Linked DNA regions of Mus musculus: all the other regions are linked to region 3. The links are chromatin loops, found by intact Hi-C in ENCODE. Cell type or tissue: left cerebral cortex. All regions are shown on one strand. Region 1 overlaps Gabrr3 (gamma-aminobutyric acid (GABA) receptor, rho 3). Region 2 overlaps Crybg3 (beta-gamma crystallin domain containing 3). Region 3 holds the start of Crybg3 (beta-gamma crystallin domain containing 3). Region 4 overlaps Riox2 (ribosomal oxygenase 2).

The links. Hi-C counts contacts between places; a loop is a spot of excess contacts. Peaks named below come from ENCODE experiments on the same cell type or tissue, not always from the same donor. Only the 100,000 strongest peaks of a DNase experiment are listed, where the experiment ranks them.
Region 1: it touches region 3 in a loop (4-fold over the local background); 34 of 42 quality-filtered maps call a loop at or near these places.
Region 2: it touches region 3 in a loop (2.4-fold over the local background); 15 of 42 quality-filtered maps call a loop at or near these places.
Region 4: a loop joins it to region 3, with 2.2 times the contacts of the local background. A loop is called at or near these places in 40 of 42 quality-filtered maps.

What each region holds. Positions count from the first base shown.
Region 1 is chr16:59,418,073-59,423,072 of GRCm38, forward strand. The region is part of intron 2 of Gabrr3 (gamma-aminobutyric acid (GABA) receptor, rho 3); the gene reads left to right. Among named protein-coding and RNA genes, the nearest start is that of Gabrr3, 13 kb to the left of the region's middle. In left cerebral cortex, a CTCF peak has its summit at 2,981 (motif pointing right); a DNase peak (open chromatin) is centred at 2,985; H3K4me3 peaks cover 296 bases.
Region 2 is chr16:59,544,616-59,549,615 of GRCm38, forward strand. All of the region lies in intron 7 of Crybg3 (beta-gamma crystallin domain containing 3), which reads right to left. Among named protein-coding and RNA genes, the nearest start is that of Crybg3, 54 kb to the right of the region's middle. In left cerebral cortex, no CTCF peak of the experiment used is centred here; DNase peaks (open chromatin) are centred at 3,047, 3,657 and 3,891; H3K27ac peaks cover 1,156 bases.
Region 3 is chr16:59,599,254-59,604,253 of GRCm38, forward strand. Crybg3 (beta-gamma crystallin domain containing 3) reads right to left here and starts at 1,794. Exons shown (of 22, transcript NM_174848.4): 1 at 1,492-1,794. The coding sequence starts at 1,640. In left cerebral cortex, CTCF peaks have their summits at 1,596 and 1,885; DNase peaks (open chromatin) are centred at 1,251 and 1,847; H3K4me3 peaks cover 1,982 bases; H3K27ac peaks cover 616 bases.
Region 4 is chr16:59,473,101-59,478,100 of GRCm38, forward strand. It overlaps Riox2 (ribosomal oxygenase 2), which reads left to right. Exons shown (of 10, transcript NM_025910.3): 2 at 2,410-2,869. The coding sequence starts at 2,438. Among named protein-coding and RNA genes, the nearest start is that of Riox2, 3.8 kb to the left of the region's middle. In left cerebral cortex, a CTCF peak has its summit at 1,882 (motif pointing right); a DNase peak (open chromatin) is centred at 1,896.

The DNA.
Region 1 (5,000 bases), 180 kb before region 3:
TGTGGCTGCCCTTGCATTTGCAGCATAGATGTTCAGAATTGAGAGTTCATCTTGGTAGAGTTTTCCTTTAACCAGTATGAAATGTCCTTCCTTATCTTTTTTGATAACTTTTGGTTGAAAGTTGATTTAATTCGATATTAGAATGGCTACTTCAGCTTGTTTCTTGGGACCATTTGCTTAGAAAATTGTTTTCCAGGCCTTTAGTCTAAGGTAGTGTCTGTCTTTGCCACTGAGGTGCATTTCCTGTATGCAGCAAAATGCTGGATCCTGTTTACATATCCAGTCTGTTAGTCTATGTCTTCTTATTTCAGAATTGAGTCCACTGATGTTAAGAGATATTAAGGAAAAGTGATTTTTACTTCCTGTTTCTTTTGTTGTTAGAGGTGGAATTATGTTTGTGTGGCTATCTTCTTTTGGGTTTGTTGAAAGATTACTTTCTTGCTTTTTTCTAAGGTGTAGTTTCCCTCCTTGTGTTGGAATTTTCCATCTATTATCCTTTGTAGGGCTGGATTTGTGGAAAGATATTGTATAAATTTGGTTTTGCCATGTAATATCTTGGTTTTTCCATCTGTGGTAATTGAGAGTTTTTCTGGGTATAGTAGCCTGGGCAGGCACTTGTGTTCTCTTAGGGTCTGTATGACATTTGCCCAGGATCTTCTGGCTTTCATAGTCTCTGGTGAGAAGTCTGGTGTAATTCTAATAGGCCTGCCTTTATATGTTACTTGACCTTTTCCCTTACTGCTTTTAATATTCTATCTTTGTTTAGTGCATTTGGGGTTTTGATTATTATGTGATGGGAAGAATTTCTTTTCTGGTCCAGTCTATTTGGAGTTCTGTAGGCTTCTTGTATGTTCATGGGCAACTCTTTCTTTAGGTTATGGAAGTTTTTCTTCTATAATTTTGTTAAAGATATTTACTGGCCCTTTAAGTTGAAAATCTTCATTCTCATCTACTCCTATTATCCTTAGATTTGGTCTTCTCATTGTGACCTGGTTTTCCTGGATGTTTTGGGTTAGGAGCATTTTGCTTTTTGCATTTTCTTTGACTGTTGTGTCAATGTTTCTATGATATCTTCTGCACCTGAGATTCTCTCTTCTATTTCCTGTATTCTCTTGGTGATGCTTGCATCCAGGGTTGTCTCCCTTTGTGATTTCTTTATTATTTCTATTTCCATTTTTAGATCCTCAATGATTTTGTTCAATTCCTTCACCTGTTTGGTTGTGTTTTCCTGTAATTCTTTAAGGGATTTTTGTGTTTCCTCTTTAAGGGCTTCTAGCTGTTTACCTGTTTTCTCCCATATTTCTTTAAAGGAGTTATTTATGTCCTTAAAGTCCTCTATCAACATCATGAGAAATGATTTCAGATTTGTATCTTGCTTTTTTGGTAGAATGGTGTATCCAGGACTTGCTATGGTGGGAGAATTGGGTTCTGATGATGCCACGTAACCTTGATCTCTGTTGCTTATGTTCTTATGCTTGCCTCCTATCATCTCATTATCGCTAATGCTAACTGCCCTGGCTATATCTGACTGGAGCCTGTCCTTCCTGTGATCCTGGTTGTGTCAGAGCTCCTCAGAGTTCAGCTGTCTCTGGGATCCTGTGATTCTGGGATCCTATATTCCTGAGATCCTGGGTTTGTCAGAGCTCTTGGGATCCTGGGATCCTTAGATCCTGTGGCTTTGAGTGTGTTAGAGCACCTGGGATTGGATCTTCCTCTGGGTGTTGTGGGGCTGGTTGCAGAGTCTGTGCCCAAGGTGTGCTGGGGCACTGGCCCAGACAGAAAAGAACCTGTGCCACTGGTCAGGTGAGCTCCTGGGTGCCTGGTTCCCACTGGTCCCAGATACTTCTGGTGTTGGGGCAGATATGTCCTCCTCACTTCTGATCCTATGATCCTGGGAGTCGAGTCTGTTACTTTTTGTTTTCCTGGGTATTCATCACAATTGTTGAATTCCAATTTACAATCATAGGAGCCTTGAAATTACCCAGGTTTAATGATATTTTAATTTAGAGCTGAGCCCTCAACAGTCACATATTCTCAACACTGTGAGTCTCTGACTGTCTGACAACCACGGCCAAAAGGATCGTCTGTGCCCCAGGCTGAGAGCAGCACTAGTCTATAGTTATAAATGTACATGTGTAGAATGCAGTTAGACAATGTGTCTACAGAGCAAGACAAAGGAAGTAAAACCCTCTCCTACAGTCAAATGACCTTCCAGCGACTTTTATCATGTTTACGGTGCTGGTAAAGAATTTTCTCCTGTGAGCAGGCTGCGTGTCTAGTCAGAGAACACACTGGCAGGAGCCCCACAAGGGATCTGATCAAGCCAGTCAATAGATCGAGCCAGCATAGATAGGAGAGGGGGCTTAAGGCTTCATGTCTAGCTGAGGAGCTATTGACAATTGTTGCCTCCCTCAGGAGACAACATCGTTTTTTCCTTGAGGGTGTGGGTATTGAAAGGCTGCCCATGCTCACGCTAGCCCGGCTAATTGGACTTGATGTATTTTTAAAAAGAAAAGTAAGGAAAGAGGACATGAGGAGAGGGCAGGACTCCTGTTGGGATCCCATGAGGAAATGGGGTGTCAGTCACATGGATATGGTCAAGATACACTGTGGTGTGTCTGTGTGTGCGCGTGCACATGTGCATGCATGATGTGTGAGAGATTGAGTGTGTGTTTTTGCCTTGCATATGTGTGTAAAATTACCAAAGGATAAGTAAAATGTATTGTTTTAAAAAGGAAAAAGTATTCATTCCACACTGTCCATTTGAAACTCTGCCCTTTTCTTTTTCTATCTCACTATTCCTCTGAAAATTCTCTCAAAGGATTCCAAAACCCTTAAATAACATTTGCTTTCAATAAGTTGATGCTCATCCCAGAAAAGGTCTTCCAACATTTGTATAATATAGTGTACAACTACGGTACGCTGTGATTTCTAAAAATCAAGTTGCTTAGAGTGGGATCCTTTGGCGACACTAGGGGGCGCCAATCTCACATGAATTGTTAGAAACCGGCCTCCAGTTACAACTGGAAGTGCCTGGTAATGGATTCTTCTCAGTAGGAATTCAAGATTTTGTTTGCTTGTTTGTTTATCGTGAAAGGTACTGTTTTACTGATTTCCTTCTGTTTTTCTGATTGTCATCTGTACACAGGAGAGTATTCTGTATCCTGTTGATAAATTTACTAAAAGCGTGTTAGCTGTAGACATTTTCATGTGACATCTTTAGGTTTCGAAAGGTATGCTGTTAAAGTTTCCCTTTCCTATGCATAGCCCCTCCACCTTCTTCAACTCTAGTTAAAACTTCAAACCTTAATTCCTGGGAGCTAGGTTCCTCAAATAAATTGTTCTCTGTTGTAGAAGAAGAGAGATTTTGGTTTTGGTTTTTTTTTTTTTTTTTTTTTTTTTTAACAGGATCTGTTTTAGGGACATTACCAAGATAGAGAGAGAAATGGCTACATGTGTTAGTGGACATTAAGACAAGTCACAGACACCTTATGACTCAACACGTTCCAAGGATTAGCAGATGTACCAAGGAGTTTATTCGGAAGCTCAGGACCAATGCAGGCTTCTGAGGAGACACATTGTAACATTGTAACACGCTGGCTACCAACGCTGCAAAATGCTAAACCAGCATCCTCCTTCCGAGGAAAATTACTTTTGCCTTCATCCTCCACCGCATGCATCAACCCCACCTCCAGAGAAGCATAAAATTGACCTGAAGTTTCCTCTTTGCCTGATCTGTCAGGAATACATGTTAAGGCTTTGTTTTTGGTGGTGGTGATGTTGTCCGTAGTGGTGGGTTTCTGTTTGTTTGTTTGTTTGTTTGTTTGTTTTTGAGGGGGTTGTTTGTTTGGGGAGTTGTTTGTTTTGTTTGTTTGTGTTTTGTTCCTTTGTGTTTTGTGATAATAGGCAGGGCTAAATCGTGTACAGATGGCTTGTTCAGTCATTCCAGAAGCAAAAATCCATAAATCCAATCAGATATGCCAGTCTACCAGCTCCGTGAAAGCAGTGCTCAGTTTGCTTTGTTTGATCAGAACCGTGCCCTCTAAGGTGACCCCTTTCTCCATTCTCAAATGGCTGCCTTCCTTTGGGAAACAGTGCTAGGGGAGGCAAAAGACGAGCTTGAATTTATGTCGTTTCCATGCTACTTGTCCACAGCACAAGCTCACGAGCATACTTCTCTCCTCTCAAGCTAAATGTAACTTCAGCACTTCTTTTGCCTTAATGTGTTTTCCTAATTAGGTTTAACATTAAAACCAGCTGCTACCAGGGTGGTTTTTATTTTTATTTTTTAATTCTTTTTTTTTTTTTTTTTACTTTTATAAAGCATTAGAAGATTAATTGACTCATTATGTGGAAACAGGAGAATGTAAATTTAGGGAGCTTTTTGTTTAACTTGGGTTATAAATTGCAGCTCATTTTCTTTATTTATGTTTTCCCACCCACTGTGTCTCCTATAACTAAGGGCTTTTTGTTTCATTCTCCCCAATGATGACGCCTTTGTCTCTTGAAAGTCAATTCGGCACCTAGATTCTGGCTGCTGAGATGAGACAAAAGCCAGTATTATCAAAGCCACTTATGGCCACGGATGTCACACAAGAAGCCTAGGAGTCAGAGGACCTGGTTCCTAGCCCCATCCTGTACCTGGCTTGGGATTTCAAACAAGCCTTCTTGTTTTTCCACATAAGTTTATGCAGAGGTCAGCTAGAGCTAAAAATTCACGTGTACTGATACCTATGGAGTGCCTTCAAAGATATGAGAGGACACATTGTGCAATGTATGGTAAAGACACTATAGAAATTGATAGATGATTCTACTTAACCCCACTATATCTACCTGTATTAAAAATACACACACACACACACACACACACACACTCACACACACACACATATATATGTGTGTGTGTGTGACTATAAATGTATGTTACTGCGTAGTTACTGACCATAATTGAAATGTTTAATATTTAACTAATGTTTCCTTGATTTTTACCTATAAACTTT
Region 2 (5,000 bases), 55 kb before region 3:
AAAGGAGGAGGAAGAGGAGGTGAGGAGAAAGGAAATGGGCTTTCCTCCTTGCGGGACTCTTTTTTTTTTTTTTTTTCACTGCAAGTTGGCTTATAACTTATGACAGTATTTGACACTACCCTGGCCTTTAAAAATGAGACACCGGCATAGCCTCACACGAGACAGCTATATCAGGGTCCTTTCAGCAAAATCTTGCTAGTGTATGCAATGGTGTCAGCGTTTGGAGGCTGATTATGGGATGGATCCCCGGATATGGCAGTCTCTAGTTGGTCCATCTCCAAACTTTGTCTCTGTAACTCCTTCCATGGGTATTTTGTTCCCAATTCTAAGAAGGGGCAAAGTATCCACACTTTGGTCTTCGTTCTTCTTGAGTTTCATGTGTTTCGAAAATTGTATCTTATATCTTGGGTGTTCTAAGTTTCTGGGCTAATAGTACCCCCCGGAGCTCGTGTCTCTAGCTGCATAAATATCAGAAGATGGCCTAGTCGGCCATCAGTGGAAAGAGAGGCCCATTGGTCCTGCAAACTTTATATGCCTCAGTACAGGGGAATGCCAGGGCCAAGAAGTGGGAGTGGGTGGGTGGGGGAGTGGGTGGGGGAGGGGTGGGGGGAACTTTTGGGATAGCATTGGAAATGTAAATGAAATAAATACCTAAAAAAATAAATAAATAAAAATGAGACACCCACTGTCAGCATGCTCCAGCAAAATGTCCTTTAAAATGACACTTGCCTAGCTCTTTCGAATCTAATTCAACTGCTGCTGCAAACTGCATCCTTAACCCTAACTCACAAAGTGGGTGTCAGGCAGGAGTGCCTTTAAACACCCCACCTGGGAACACTCCTTCCCCTGAGCCACTCCCAGGATCTGTGCGCACAGGGGAGTGCTCTTTGTTTTTTGCTTTTCTACAATACCAAGACCCACAGGCACTTCCCGGAGCACAGCCACACCCTGGCCACTCTGCCATTCTCCACCCAGTTCTGATCTCTGGATCTCTGGAAGTTTTATACAGGAGTTCATGAGGCATCTACATAGATAACCCTCTTTATAAGGGAAATCTCTGATAACACCTAATACTCTTGAATGGTGGTGACCTGATTGTCTTAAGGAATTAGAATCACAATGATTTCTCTCTTCTCCCTACCATTCTGTCTAGACACACAACTCTGGGAACTCCAGGGCTTAGTCCTACAATTCAAATTTGGTATATAATTCTCACCTCTAAAGCTTGAAATTCATAGGAAGGCATTTTAATAAAATGAGCACATGTGATAATCATGAGAGACATCACTAACTATAGACTGAACAACTTCCTTTTGAGGGAGGGGAGGTGCTATGCCATACACAGAGTTCTCAATCATTGCCATCAATAAATGAAGTAAGATGTTAACTAAAATCTGCTACTCTAGGGAATTAGGCACCCAACAGATTATAATAGTCAATATGTGTTATCACAGTTGTCTTCCCCAAACGATACAATTTAGGTATCCCCACCATAAACAGACCATTTATAGTGCCAACAGACCATGTTTATTCTGTATAGGCATGACATGTTTTAAAATACAGTTCTAAAAGCAATTGAAATGTCTCCTTTTCAGAAATAAGTTCTTTCTAAGTCTCAGTAAACTAAAGCAACACAAGTTAACCGGCCTTCAACTCAGCTATTAAAAGGAATGAATTTATGAAATTCCTAGCCAAATGGATGGACCTGGAGGGCATCATCCTGAGTGAGGTAACACATTCACAAAGGAACTCACACAATATGTACTCACTGATAAGTGGATATTAGCCCAAAACCTAGGATACCCAAGATATAAGATACAATTTCCTAAACACATGAAACTCAAGAAAAATGAAGACTGAAGTGTGGACACTATGCCCCTCCTTAGAAGTGGGAACAAAACACCCTTGGAAGGAGTTACAGAGACAAAAGTTTGGAGCTGAGATGAAAGGATGGACCATGTAGAGACTGCCATATCCAGGGATCCACCCCATAATCAGCATCCAAACACTGACACCACTGCATACACTAGCAAGATTTTATCGAAAGGACCCAGATGTAGCTGTCTCTTGTGAGACTATGCCAGGGCCTAGCAAACACAGAAGTGGATGCTCACAGTCAGCTAATGGATGGATCACAGGGCTCCCAATGGAGGAGCTAGAGAAAGTACCCAAGGAGCTAAAGGGATCTGCAACCCTATAGGTGGAACAACATTATGAACTAACCAGTACCCCGGAGCTCTTGACTCTAGCTGCATATGTATCAAAAGATGGCCTAGTCGGCCATCACTGGAAAGAGAGGCCCATTGGACACGCAAACTTTATGTGCCCCAGTACAGGGGAACGCCAGGGCCAAAAAGGGGGAGTGGGTGGGTAGGGGAGTGGGGGTGGGTGGCTATGGGGGACTTTTGGTATAGCATTGGAAAAGTAAATGAGCTAAATACCTAATAAAAAATGGAAAAGAAAAAAAAAAAAAAAGTCGACTTCCTTCCGAAGTTTCACTTCACAATTAGGCAGAAATGCCCACAACAGTCACCTGTCAATCTTCAATGGTCCTTTGTGCACAATGCTGCTAATGCTACTTCAAATGCTGCTGTATTAATGTCCCCCCGGGGAGCCGAGGTACAGTAGTGGAATACATAACTAAAAGTCTCACACAAACAAGTTTCCTCTGCATTGTGTTACACAAACAATGTCTGGGTGGTGTACTCTAAAAGGGAAAAAGCTAACAGGCATTCGTGCCTACCTACAGTAACGCAGAAGGAGGCAGCAAGGCAGCCAAAGCATGATGCCTGCTTGAGGAGAGAAAAAAAAAAAAAACAAACAAACAAACAAAAAAACAAACCAGAAAAAACAAAAACCAAGAAAACAAAATGAGAAGCCTTTCATCCTCAGATACTACAAGCCCCGTTTTCACTCAAGTCCATTGAAAGAGATTTCACTAAGTGTCTCTGGGGAGGGTTGTCACAGAAATAGCATCTTTTTAAGGCTTGTATAATTACTGACAGGCAAAGGCAGCCAAACTCTTAACAACTAGAGGATCCTTTATGGTAACCTAGCAACAATAAACAGCTGACTCAGAAGTGGGCAGCTTTCGGCCCACACTTTCCTACTAAGGCCACCTTTTACTCACGATGGTTCTTAATATGCTTAAGTCAATATCATAGGGGAGGAAAGGAAGAGTGAACCGTAGTTAACTCAAAGAGTGGGACAAAAGCATAACTGATTTCTCTCCATGTTACACAAGATGCCTTTATCTTTATTGTTAGATGTCTCATCTAACAATGCTCCCTCGGCCTGGGTCACTAGTGACAGCATTAACTTACGTGATTTCTAGTCATTATGACAGGATCATAACTACCTTTAAGAGCAATGTGCAATGCCCAGGAAACAAGGGCATTTACAATGCTGGCTCTGCTTTCAGAAAAGCCTGGCCTGGAGTCACTGCGCTGTCCCTAGCCCCCAACCCTTGATCATCTTCACTGGCTGCAAGTGTGAGCCTTAAATAGAATGTGCGCCAGCTGAACCTGAAGGGCCCTGCTGCTGCGTCTGTTCGGAATCAAGCGAAGACATCTTTAAATCAGAGCCTTAAGTTCGGAGGAGAGCAACTGAAACCAAGATGACGAAGCAAGATAACCTTGGATTAGGCAAGCCTAGGCAGGGCTGAAGCTGCCAGGAGAAAGAAGCTATCCCTAGGCAGAATTCTACCATAGCCGGAGGGAGAATGACTCCAGGAACAAACAGTGGAAGACGAGGAGAAACGTGAGCAGAACTCATTTTCCTCATAATATTATTCTAAGCAAAAGGCAGATGTGCAAATATGCATTTAGACTTCCATGCTCAGCAGATTAAATCTGTTTGCTTGTGCTCTTGTTTGATCCAGTGGAGTTGTAGGAATGGCCTGTTGCCAAATCCTGCTCTCTCTCCTCCCCACGAGGGTTGGCACGGTGCCAAGGAAGGCTCAAAACCACAAGCTATGCAAATCCTGAAAGATTGTACCTACAAATTAATAATTCATTTGAGGAAATCTTACCACCTTAGATAATTAAATGGCCACTTACATGGGCTTTGCAGACACAATCACAGTAAGTTCCAACTATGGAAGAAGACACAGTCCCCTAGGCCATGCTAATCTCTGTGCAGTGCCATGGACTCACTAATGCTCTCGCCCTGTTTGACCAAAGAGGTTTAACCAAGATTCACTAGTCTACCATACCGTCTTAATCGTTGGTTATCCATTTACGATTCCAGTTCAGACACTGCCTGACTCAGGTGAGGTGCAGATTCCCTATGTACCAGGGGTCCCTAGAGCATACTTCCCAACTCAAAATCTTCCCTAGACTTCAAGAAACCTGAAATAAGACTCAAAGCCTCCAATACTTCTGTTCCCACTGCCCATGACAGTCATCGGGCCCATAAGCAGTCACAAGTACCGGCTAGATATGAATCTGCTTGTAGTTCTGATGGGTATAGAATACATGTAGACACACACTTATCATAACTTGAATATTTTTGTGTGCTAAGTTTAATTTTTCTCTCTGGCTACCAAAAACTTACTAATATGGATCAAATAATAAATCACTTTCCCAAAGATGGTCACTTTTTAAATTTTTTTCAGAACTTTATACTTGAGCACTGAATATACATCACTCCTGACTCCGGCGCTGTGTGCTCTGACTCCTGTGGTTCCCAACCTCCCAAATTCACAACCTCAAGTTTTAAATTATTGTTTTACACACACACACACACACACACACACACACACACTTACTCACCTTCCATATCTACAATCACCACATGAGTATCTGCACTGTATCATGTCTTACATCATTTCCTAAAGGAGATCTCAAGGACATAGAAAACAGACCCTGTTCTAATCTAAGCTCTGCCCTAATTAGTAGTCTAAACTACCATGTAGGCTCTCACAAACTGTCTCCAGGTTGGAAGACCTTTCTCATCTTCAATCATACTTCCTAACAGAAAATTAAACTGCACCACTTTCT
Region 3 (5,000 bases):
TTCAATAAGGGCTTTGTGTTTATTTCTATCTGTGAAAAAGAAAGATTTAAGCTCCTATAAAACAGCTAAACACACACACACACACACACACACACACACACACACGAGGGATTATCTGCAATCCCCTTAACATCTGGCCAGTTCTAAAACAGATGAGAACAAAATTAGTGCTCGCGTAAGCATAATTAAAACCGCATCGTGAAAAGCCATAGCCAGGGCCTATCAGTGGTGAGGAGAGACAGAAAGGGGTAGGTGAAAAGGATCTATCTAGCTGCTGGATTAGTCAGCCCGGTGCAGAAAGAGTTCAGAATGGAGGAGTGCCTGCCTTAAAAGGGCAAATAGGCCAGGGGAACAGGCAGGATTTCAGGACAATGCTGATAGGAGCTGGCCTGCTTACTCCATTCCACCACTCTCAAGTTTCCAAAGGGCGCTGAGTCTACTGCTTTCAGATCACAGGGGACTGTTAGGGACAACGTTAGAGCCACATTAGAGCCACGACAGGTGAGACCTCCCAGATTTCAGAACTACCATTAAGGACGGGGAAACTTCGAATGTTAAAAGCATCAACAACCAGGCCAAAAGTATCTGAAACTTCCTAGTAGAATAACCAGTCAATTATAATTGGTCATTTCTTGGAAAGACGTATTATGCTAACAGGTGATTACACTGGAAATGATTCACAATTAGGAAAAGCAAGGAGAACGAAGGGCTAACAACAAATCACAAACCCTAAATAGTAATGGAACTAGAAGCGTCAGTTGTTTCCGATCCATTTTTCTTTGAAGTCCATCAGCAAGTCTTTAGTCTGAGGTAAATATAGCTCTCTAGAGGGCAACCTTCCAAGGACATGGGTTACAGGTTCTTCTGGTGCAAGTGAAGTTGGCTTCACTTCTCAAAAAAAAAAAAAAAAAAAAAGGAGAAAGAAGCGAAACCACCTCTCCTTTAGGGTTGATAAGGAAATTTAAAAACGGGCATTTTAATGAGACGAATTTTTAAAATGTCAATCTTTAAAGCAGCAGGAGTAGAGGAAAAATGATTATGGAAAGAGTGCAAGAGTGCACATACTAATCATTAAACTGAGCCAGCTCTCAGCTCCGGCCCTGGTTCCCCAAATCGGAGCGCTTCCGTCAGATGTCCCCAGTGAGAGAGACAGAGAGAAAGGAGGAAGGGCGGCAACATTTAAACTGTAAACAAATCTGGCGAAGACTTCAGATTCTGGATGTCGTCTCAGAAAGCTCTGATTGCAACTCTTTTAGGAATCACTTCGAGAAAACCTTAAGATGGCAAAGCACGACGCGGAGGGGCGCGAGATTCCCTCGGCAGCTTCAGAGCCTCCCGGAGTGGAGGGGACAGAGCCGGGAGCCCCCGATGGCGGCGGGAAAAGCCACCGGCCGGGAGCAAGAACTTCCCCAGATCTAAGCCACCCAGGGCGGGACCGGAGGAAACCCGAGCGGCGGAGGAAGGCGCGCACGGCGCCCCCGCGGCTCCCACCTGGCTGCACTCCGGCTCACTCCCGCCGGCTGGCCGGTCCCCGGCTTCTCCTCCTCTTCCTCTTCCTTGTCCCGAGAAGGGTTCCGCGGAGCGAAGAACCGAGAGAAGCTGTGCCAGGGGGCGCTGCCCCTCCTGCGGCCGCCGGACATCTCCCCACCGGCTCGGCCGCGCCGTCCGCGGGCCCCGACGAGCCGCTGGCCGGAGCGAGGGTGGCCGCAGCCCTGGCTCGCTGAGCGCAGCGAGAGTCGGCCCGGGCCGCCGGCGCGGCTCCTCCAGCCCGGCCGGCACGAGCGCTCCCCGTGCGGCTCCTCCTCCCGCCCGCGCCCGGAGCTGCCCGCCCCCGGGAGGAGCCAGTGGCCGCGACCGCCCTGTCGGCCACAGCGTGCAGATCCGGGAGGAGCAGCCTGGGGATGCTAGGCTCCGGCTTCCCGCCCAAACCAGCCCAGCCCGCAGCCCACTTGGCTTGGCCAACAGTCAACTGTAAATGCTTTGCTTCCCTTTCCCGAGTTAGGGCTGTTTTAAAACAGGGTAATCAATTAAAGTCTGGGGAAACACCTGGCAAGAAGCAGCACCCGCGTGCCCTGCAGCCTGGAACCTGAGCACAGCCTTTCTAAAGACAGTTTCAGCCTGCAAGGGTAGGTCCCATCTGTCCTGCTGTCAGCACCTTGTTTCTGCTTCAGCTGGCTCAGATGAGGAGCCACCAACCCAGGTGTGTTTTAGCGCTCACCCTTCACCTGTGGGCCACTCCCAGAATCCTTTTTCAAAAAAACCGTCCCTGATCACAAAACCAAATCTGATTCAGGTATGACTCAAACTAGAAAAATGCTGAAACAAATATTTGGTTGTTGCGCAGATACTCCTGTATTCTGGAACGCCAAAGGCCCTTAACATTAGTTTAAAACGAATATCTGGTTATGATAAAAATGACTTTATACAGCGGAGCTGCTAACAGAGAAAGCACACAGAGCCATATTCGCCCCAGGTGTATTGTTATAGTTTGTCTGAAGTCAAACTCCAGAGGTATGAAGTTCAAGATAACAGTGGGACATTTAGTAACTAAAAATGTTATGTGGGCAAATCACATGAAAATAGGGTGATAGCTGTCTGTGGCTGGCTGGAGAAGTGAGGAGGTTGAACGTCTACCTGTCGGCCCCAAGGAATCATAGTGCCGGTTAAGGAGCCTTCCCGCGGACCCACAGCTACCCCTTTGAGGCATTTTAATCTGTCAACTGGATCTGAAACTAGGAGTATGAGAGTAAGAAAAAAATTAGGATCAGATACAGATGGACAAGCAAATTCTTCCATGCAGCTACAGGGCCTGGAGAATAATGTGCCTCCCCAACGCAATGTTAGCTGACTAGCAGTTGCCTCCCCCTGTTGCCCTGTGACAAAAAGTGGTCCTACACCTCAGTGTTGGCACAGAGGGTCCAGGCAAGGAGTCTGTCTGGGGATAAAAGTGTCTGGGCGTCAATAAGATTATGAGGCAAATTCTGATTTTCAATAATACTATTTCTCTCAATTAGCTGATAGGAAAATGTTATAGTAGTCCACGTATTAATGTTTCTTTACAACTGGTCTCCTAGGTATATGCAGAAGTATTAGGCTCACGGCATGGAAAGTTCTTGGTATTGAATGTTTGCTTTTCCAATACTTAGATTTTTAGATTTCCTGTACCCTAGAGTCTTGACATACAATAGCAGGTTCTTGAATCCTAGATTCTAGGATTTTGTTATGAAATCTGTGAAAGCACTTTCAAATTTCAGTTGGAAACATCTCAGAGATACTAATTTTATGCACTCAACTTCGCTTCATTTCAAATTCAGTTTTCATCCAGACATTTGGTAAGTGGCTGAGGCAGGAGCATTCTTTCCATAAAGCTGACGAAGTTCATGGGTTTTTTGTTTGTTTGTTGTTTTTGGGGTTTTTTTTCGAGACAGGGTTTCTCAGTATAGTCCTGGCTGTCCTGGACTCATGTAGACCAGGCTGGCCTTGAACTCAGAAATCCGCCTGCCTCTGCCTCCCAAGTGCTAGGATTAAAGGCGTGCACCACCACCGCCCTGCCGAAGTTCACGTTTGAAGACACTTCACTGGTACTGCCTTTTCCAGTGTGCGCAGTGACTGGATGGTCACGTGTTCTTAGACGACTGTCAACGTAATTTCTTCTTTAAAGCTAAGTGGATTGGGACCACAGGACTCTTCCTCTATCCTATGTCCGGAGTTCGTAGGTTCTAGAGTTCTTTGGCTCACACTGAGGTCTGGTGAATGGAGACTCCAATGGCTTTGATCTTCTTGGGAAAATATTTATGTTGTTTTAAGCTGCTCCTCTTCGGAGGATAGTTCAGTTATTGCTTAAATTCCACCTTGTTCATTGCGCAACTCATCCAGGTTTACACCCAAGATACAAGACCAGAGGTTCTGTTGAGACATGAATACACACATGGCTTCCAAGATTTCAAGTATGTAGATGGTGAAGGTGAAAGAGGCTATGAAGTGTGCAGCTGGAAAATGACATGTGTTACGTATTCCAGATACCAGCCGACAACACTGCAAGACACAGAACTGTTTCTAATTGACACCAATTCTGTCATAGTAGTAATATGTTCCATAACGCACTCTACATTTTTTTCTATTCAATGTAAACTGTGTCAAATTGAAATTTTCAGACTTATTAGACCTACACCAGAAATTTGAGCTCTCTATGTGTGTGTCAGGACGTAAAGATGCTCGTTTTCATGCCTTTTCTATAAATAATATATAACACCAAGTGAAACAGTGGAAAGACTGGGCTATTTAGTTCCATTGTCTTGTACGTACGATGACATTAAAAATATTTCCATATGAAAGGTTTTCAAAGGATACACTATGAATTTTTAATATGTAGACATATGCCAAGTAGGAAATAGGAAAAAATACATTGCTTTTATAGAATTTGCTAAGTTTGCAGTGGATCTTTTAGAGTTACTAATTCGCGTCCTATTATGTCCCAAATCATTTAATATAAATTTCGTTTTTAGTTTCAGTGTTTTTTTTTTGTTTTGTTTTTGTTGTGTTTTTTTTTTGTTTTGTTTTTTTTGTTTTTTTTTTTTGTTTGTTTTTTTTTTGTTTTTTTTTTTTTTTGCTTTAGAGAGAGCCTCACAAAAGGGAATCATCATTATGGATTAGGAAAAGGGTTGGAAGGGAAGCAATGGGGACTGGACTTGGTGAAAACACATTATATGTGTGTATGAAATTCTTAATCAATACAGAGGTTCCCCCAAAGTTTTGAAAACTACAGATGCCACAACACTAAATTTGTCTTTTAAGTGCCCAAGATGTGTCAGCCCCACACTCCTGTGTAAAGATTAAGACAGTATGCCCTCTTTCAAGGAACCACTTTGATGGGAAAGCAGTTGTGTCCAGGAGAAGAGAAGGGAACTTGTTCTGTAGGTGTATATGGGGGAGGGTTGTCCTGGAAAGCTCACAGGAGGAAGTGCCTTACTGCTAGATTCTCTGCCTCTGGTGACTACATC
Region 4 (5,000 bases), 130 kb before region 3:
TTGTGCCATACTTGGCTAGGTTTGTGCAAGGTAGAGGTAGCTATCTCTTAAGACACTCTGTGGCTTCTTGTCATTAAGTTTTACCATGGGAAAATTAGGTCGCCCTAAAATGTAGATTCTTAAGTTTGTCAACTATAGTAAGAGTGCCAACATTTATTTTCGGGTTGAACTTATCAGCGATACAGCAATTACCAGTTTATAAACTGAGTCTCTTTTAGAATTGTTTAAGTGCTTTTAAATCAACTTACCGCAACCCCAGGTCTATAGAAAGAAATATTCTTGTTTCTATCTGGGAGCCCCGTGGGGCTTACAGGCAGGTGCTGCACCATTATGGATAAAGCAGTCTCTTGTTTAATTTCCTGTGTTTCTTGAAATACAAGGAATGTCTTGGGTGTCCTGGGCATGTGAAATGGTGGTGCCGTTTGGTATATTTGGAGATAGGCCTGGTGTGTCTACTCTGCTCCACCCTCCAAAGGCTATAAAAAAATGAGTGGTGTAAGGAAAACAGAATGTATCTGAGTTAGTTTCCAATTAACTGAGGCTCAGATAAATTCTGTTAACCTAGGGGAAGAATAGGTGGTGTAATCGTAGGCAAGGTAAGTTCTGTAGTCTTGGGGTTGACTTGTTGGTGATTGTAGGTGGGGAAAATCCTTAAGTGGTTTTATTCTCGCTTAAGTATTTGGGGCACTTTAGCCACACCTTCTGGTGAATGTACGATTTCACTCTCAGGTTATTCTTAAGGAAACAAGCCTTTCACTTGTGTTTTCCTCTCATCAAACTGAGCAATCGTGAGGGTATGAGATGTGTACCTTAAATATAAGAGGGTAAGAAATGTGTGCCTTACTTTGGAAGGTACCTGTTCTGGCTAGCTAGTCTTATGTCAAGTTGACACAAGCTAGAGTTACCTGAGAGCGGGGAGCCTCAATTGAGAAAATGCCCCCATAAGATCCAGTTACTCTAAGACATTTGCTTAGTGTTTGATGTGTGGGACCACCTCTGGGCTGGTGGACCTGAGTTCTATAAAGAAAGTAAGCTGAACAAAAGAAGTATTCTGCTCTGGGAAGTCCTAGAATGATCTACAACAACTAATATTTAAAACAGCCCTTAAAAAGCAACGAATTATTTGTTCAGTTCCCACTTGTTAATTTGATGAGTTTGCATCCGGGTTCAGTTCACAGTGCGGCCAGAATGCTCCACATTTGATGAAAAGGAAAGACAGCTTTCTTGCAATCTTGGTAACTCAACCCAGAAGAAAGTCATAGCATTTTAAGTTATTGACCTTGACAAAAATGTGATATTTTATAAGCACTGTGATTCTCAGCCTTCTTTGGCAACAGGGTGTTTGTTAGGAATCAGAAGAACAGAACCTCTTCTCAGAATAAGAAAGAAAAAAGAGAAGTTATACAGTTTGAACATCCCTAATCCAAATGTATAAAATCTGACTTCTGAGCACCAATATGCCAGAAATTAAAAAACTCTGTTGTGAATATTTGTATATTTTGAATTACAGTTCTTGAACCTACATGAGGGAAACCTATATAAGTGTCAGGGTTTATAGTTTGTGGGTGTTTGGGAATGTTGGTCCTCTTGCTACCCAGATGTGTGCCTCAGACCAGCAGTGTTGTTACTATGGGTATCTGGTCCACTTGATGCCCCCGTGTCTTCTATGCATGTTAAATTGGAGAAGTGCTGTGTTAGAGGCTAATGATGTTGGTGATTGATCCCTTGTTCCAGTTAAAAAGTTAGATCTTTTTGAAGATCTTCCATATAGCCCATTTTAACTTTCCTTTTTAAAGCCTTTAATTACTTTTTTTCAATGGGCAGAGGGGGAGTTCCCTGATGGTGACAGTTCTCAAGCTTTGTTTGTCATCTCATTCCAGCCACCAGGTGACGCCACTGGCCCAGGGCACATTGGCTTCTGCCTGGGAAGGTTTTCTGTGCTGTGGTGAGCAGCACAGGGCAGCAGACAGCTACCTGTTCCTGATTCTCCATCAGATGGTTGTACCACAGAGGGTACATCCCTTTGGATTCAGGTACTGGTGCTGATTGCAGCCAAATTCAGGAGTTTTGCCTTTGCCATTTCAGTGGCCATAGGCTTCCCCTTTGAATAAGAATTGCTGAGAGAAATGGTTTAGTTTGGGATCATCAAGTCTCCAAATTAAGACTGATTTTCAGAACTTAGTGCTTGTAGCAATAAGATAGTTGTGTAGTCCTTTAGATGAACGCACAGACTGCACTCAGTATTTAAGGTTGAATCATCTTGGCATACATAACACTGGCTTAAGGGTGTCACATCCTGGAGGATGCAGTCCTGACTGATGTGGAGTTTTCGAAGAGGCGTAATGGTCTCAGTCATGCTTGGGGCGTGTGCATTCCTGCAAACCCGACAGTGTCTTATTCTTCTCCTAGGTTTGCATTTCCTCCCTACTCGTGAACAATGCCAAAGAAAGTGCAGCCCACAGGGGATGAGAACGAAGAAGCGTCTGTTCCTTGCAAGCGGGTGAAGGAGGAGCTGCCTGAAACGCTTTCTGTATTAAACTTTGACAGCCCCAGTAGTTTCTTCGAAAGTTTAATCTCACCCATCAAAGTAGAGACTTTTTTCAAGGAATTCTGGGAACAAAAGCCCCTTCTCATCCAGAGGGATGACCCTGTACTGGCCAAATATTACCAGTCTCTGTTCAGCCTCTCAGATCTGAAGAGACTCTGCAAGAAAGGAGTGTACTATGGAAGAGACGTGAATGTCTGCCGGAGCATCAGTGGGAAGAAGAAGGTTTTAAATAAGGACGGCAGAGCACATTTTCTTCAGCTGAGAAAAGATTTTGATCAGAAGAGGGCAACAATTCAGTTTCACCAACCTCAGAGATATAAGGTAGTGGATTTCCCCAGGGCAGAATTCTCAGACATATGAAAGCAGTGTTTGGGCACACGTCAGTTTCAGATTGAATGTCTGGTTTGATGATGGAGATCATTGTGATGAGAACACATATCGTTCATTTCACTTTCAATCTTGTATTTTGTAATTAGGGTCTCCCACTGAACCTGGAACTAACCATTTATTTAGCTAGGGTAGTCAGTGAGCTCTAGGGATCCAACTGTTCCACACACCTGTCTCCCAGGACTAACATCACAGACATATTTTGCCACATCAGCTTTTATGTGGGTACTAAGGACATAACCTCAGGTCCTTCTGCTTGCCCAGCAGGTATTCTTCTTACCCACTAGGCTATCTCCCCAGTACCTGTTTAGATGTTTAGAATCTGTAGCAATCATAGCCAGATTTGTAAGTATCAGAGCTATAAAAGCCAGACTCAAGTTTCTAACCTTTGTACCTTTAGTGGACTGACTTAGTTTTGCATATGGTAAGGATCTCTGTGCTGTCCTGTTGCTGTACTTGAAGGCACATGGTAACACCCAAGTGATACTTCCGGTTATCTTCCCTTCCTGCCTACGTCTCTCCAAGTGGTAGGTAGCTTCAGGGCTGTGACTGGGTGATTCATCAGATATCAAAAGAGACATGTTAACATATTAATAACAGAACTTATGACATTGAGGGGTTAGGTCCTGGAATGGCTCCTGGGTGGCCATCATCCATGAAGATAGCGTCCTCTTCTCAGTAAAGCCAGCACAGTCACTGAACTTCATCCAACATGTTTGGACTCCATATGGTTTGTTAATAGGTCACAGTTTGAAGATGCAAAGACCGGAGAGCCAAGATAAATGAGAAAGCTACAGAACTGTACCATTTTGGGTAATCCTTAAGAAGAAAATAGACATCTTTGTCAGTTACATGCCAGTGCCTTTTTTTTTTTTTATCCTCTTAGCAATATTGGGAGCCATAAAGTTACCTATACATTCCTAAATGATTTCTTGGGACACCAGAGAACAAGAGCCAAGGCCTGGCTTCCCAGTGGTGCCAGATATTAAGAATAGAGAGCCAGGCCCTGTAGCCTTTGGCTTTTTGTTTTGGTTTGGTTTTTTGTTTTTTTGGGTTTTCAAGACAGGGTTTCTCTGTGTAGCCCTGGCTGTCCTGGAACTGATCTCTGTAGACCAGGCTGGCCTCGAACTCAAATCCACCTGCCTCTTCCTCTGGGATTAAAGGCGTGTGCCACCACTGCCCGGCATCCTGTGGCTTTTCTCCAAAATAAATTAGGCTCTTGGGGAGCTCTGCTAACTCTTCGAGCTACTCGGAGGCTATTAAATTATGTTTCCTCTGCTAAGAAGGACCTCTGAGATCTATAAATAGGGAAACCCGGTGGTCTTCATTCATGAAGATGTGTCTCAAAGCTTTTTCCGTGTTGACCCATTTTTCCCCACTTGCTATTCTCAATACTAGATTCCTTACAGTCCAGTGGTAGAACTGACTCTCAAGCCTTGTTCATCGGTGTTCTCAGCAAACCTAATGTTTGTACTATACCGCCTGTATGTCAGTCACTGTGTGTTTATTTGTATTAAAGCTTTAGTCTCTTTAATCTGTTTAGAGTAGGTAGCTTCTATTGCTGTGGAGAGACACCATTACCACGGGAACTCTTATAAAGGAAGACATTTCATTGAGCCTGGCTTACAGTTTAGGGGTTTAATCTGTGATGGTCATGGTGAGAAGCATGGCAGTGTGCAGGCAGACATGGTGCTAGAGACGTAGTTGGAAAGTTCTGTATCTGTATCTGCAGGCAGCAGAAGAGAGAGTGACACTAGGCCTGGGTTGAGCATCTGAGACCTTGTAGCCCACCCTCAAGGAACATACTTACTCCAACAAGGCCACGCCTCCTAATAGTGCCACTCCAGTATGAGTTTATGGAGGCCATTCCATTCATACCACCACAGTAGGTGACTTGTTTTGAGGGGATGGGTTCTGGAGCTGGTCTCTCCAGATTGGAATCTTGGCTCAGTTAATGGTTGTGCTATTTTCCTCTTCAGTTTCCTCACTTATAGACTGGTGTTAATGATCTTTCCCGCCCTATGAGACAGGATTGCTAATGAGGGTGTTCAGTTATCAAGGTAAG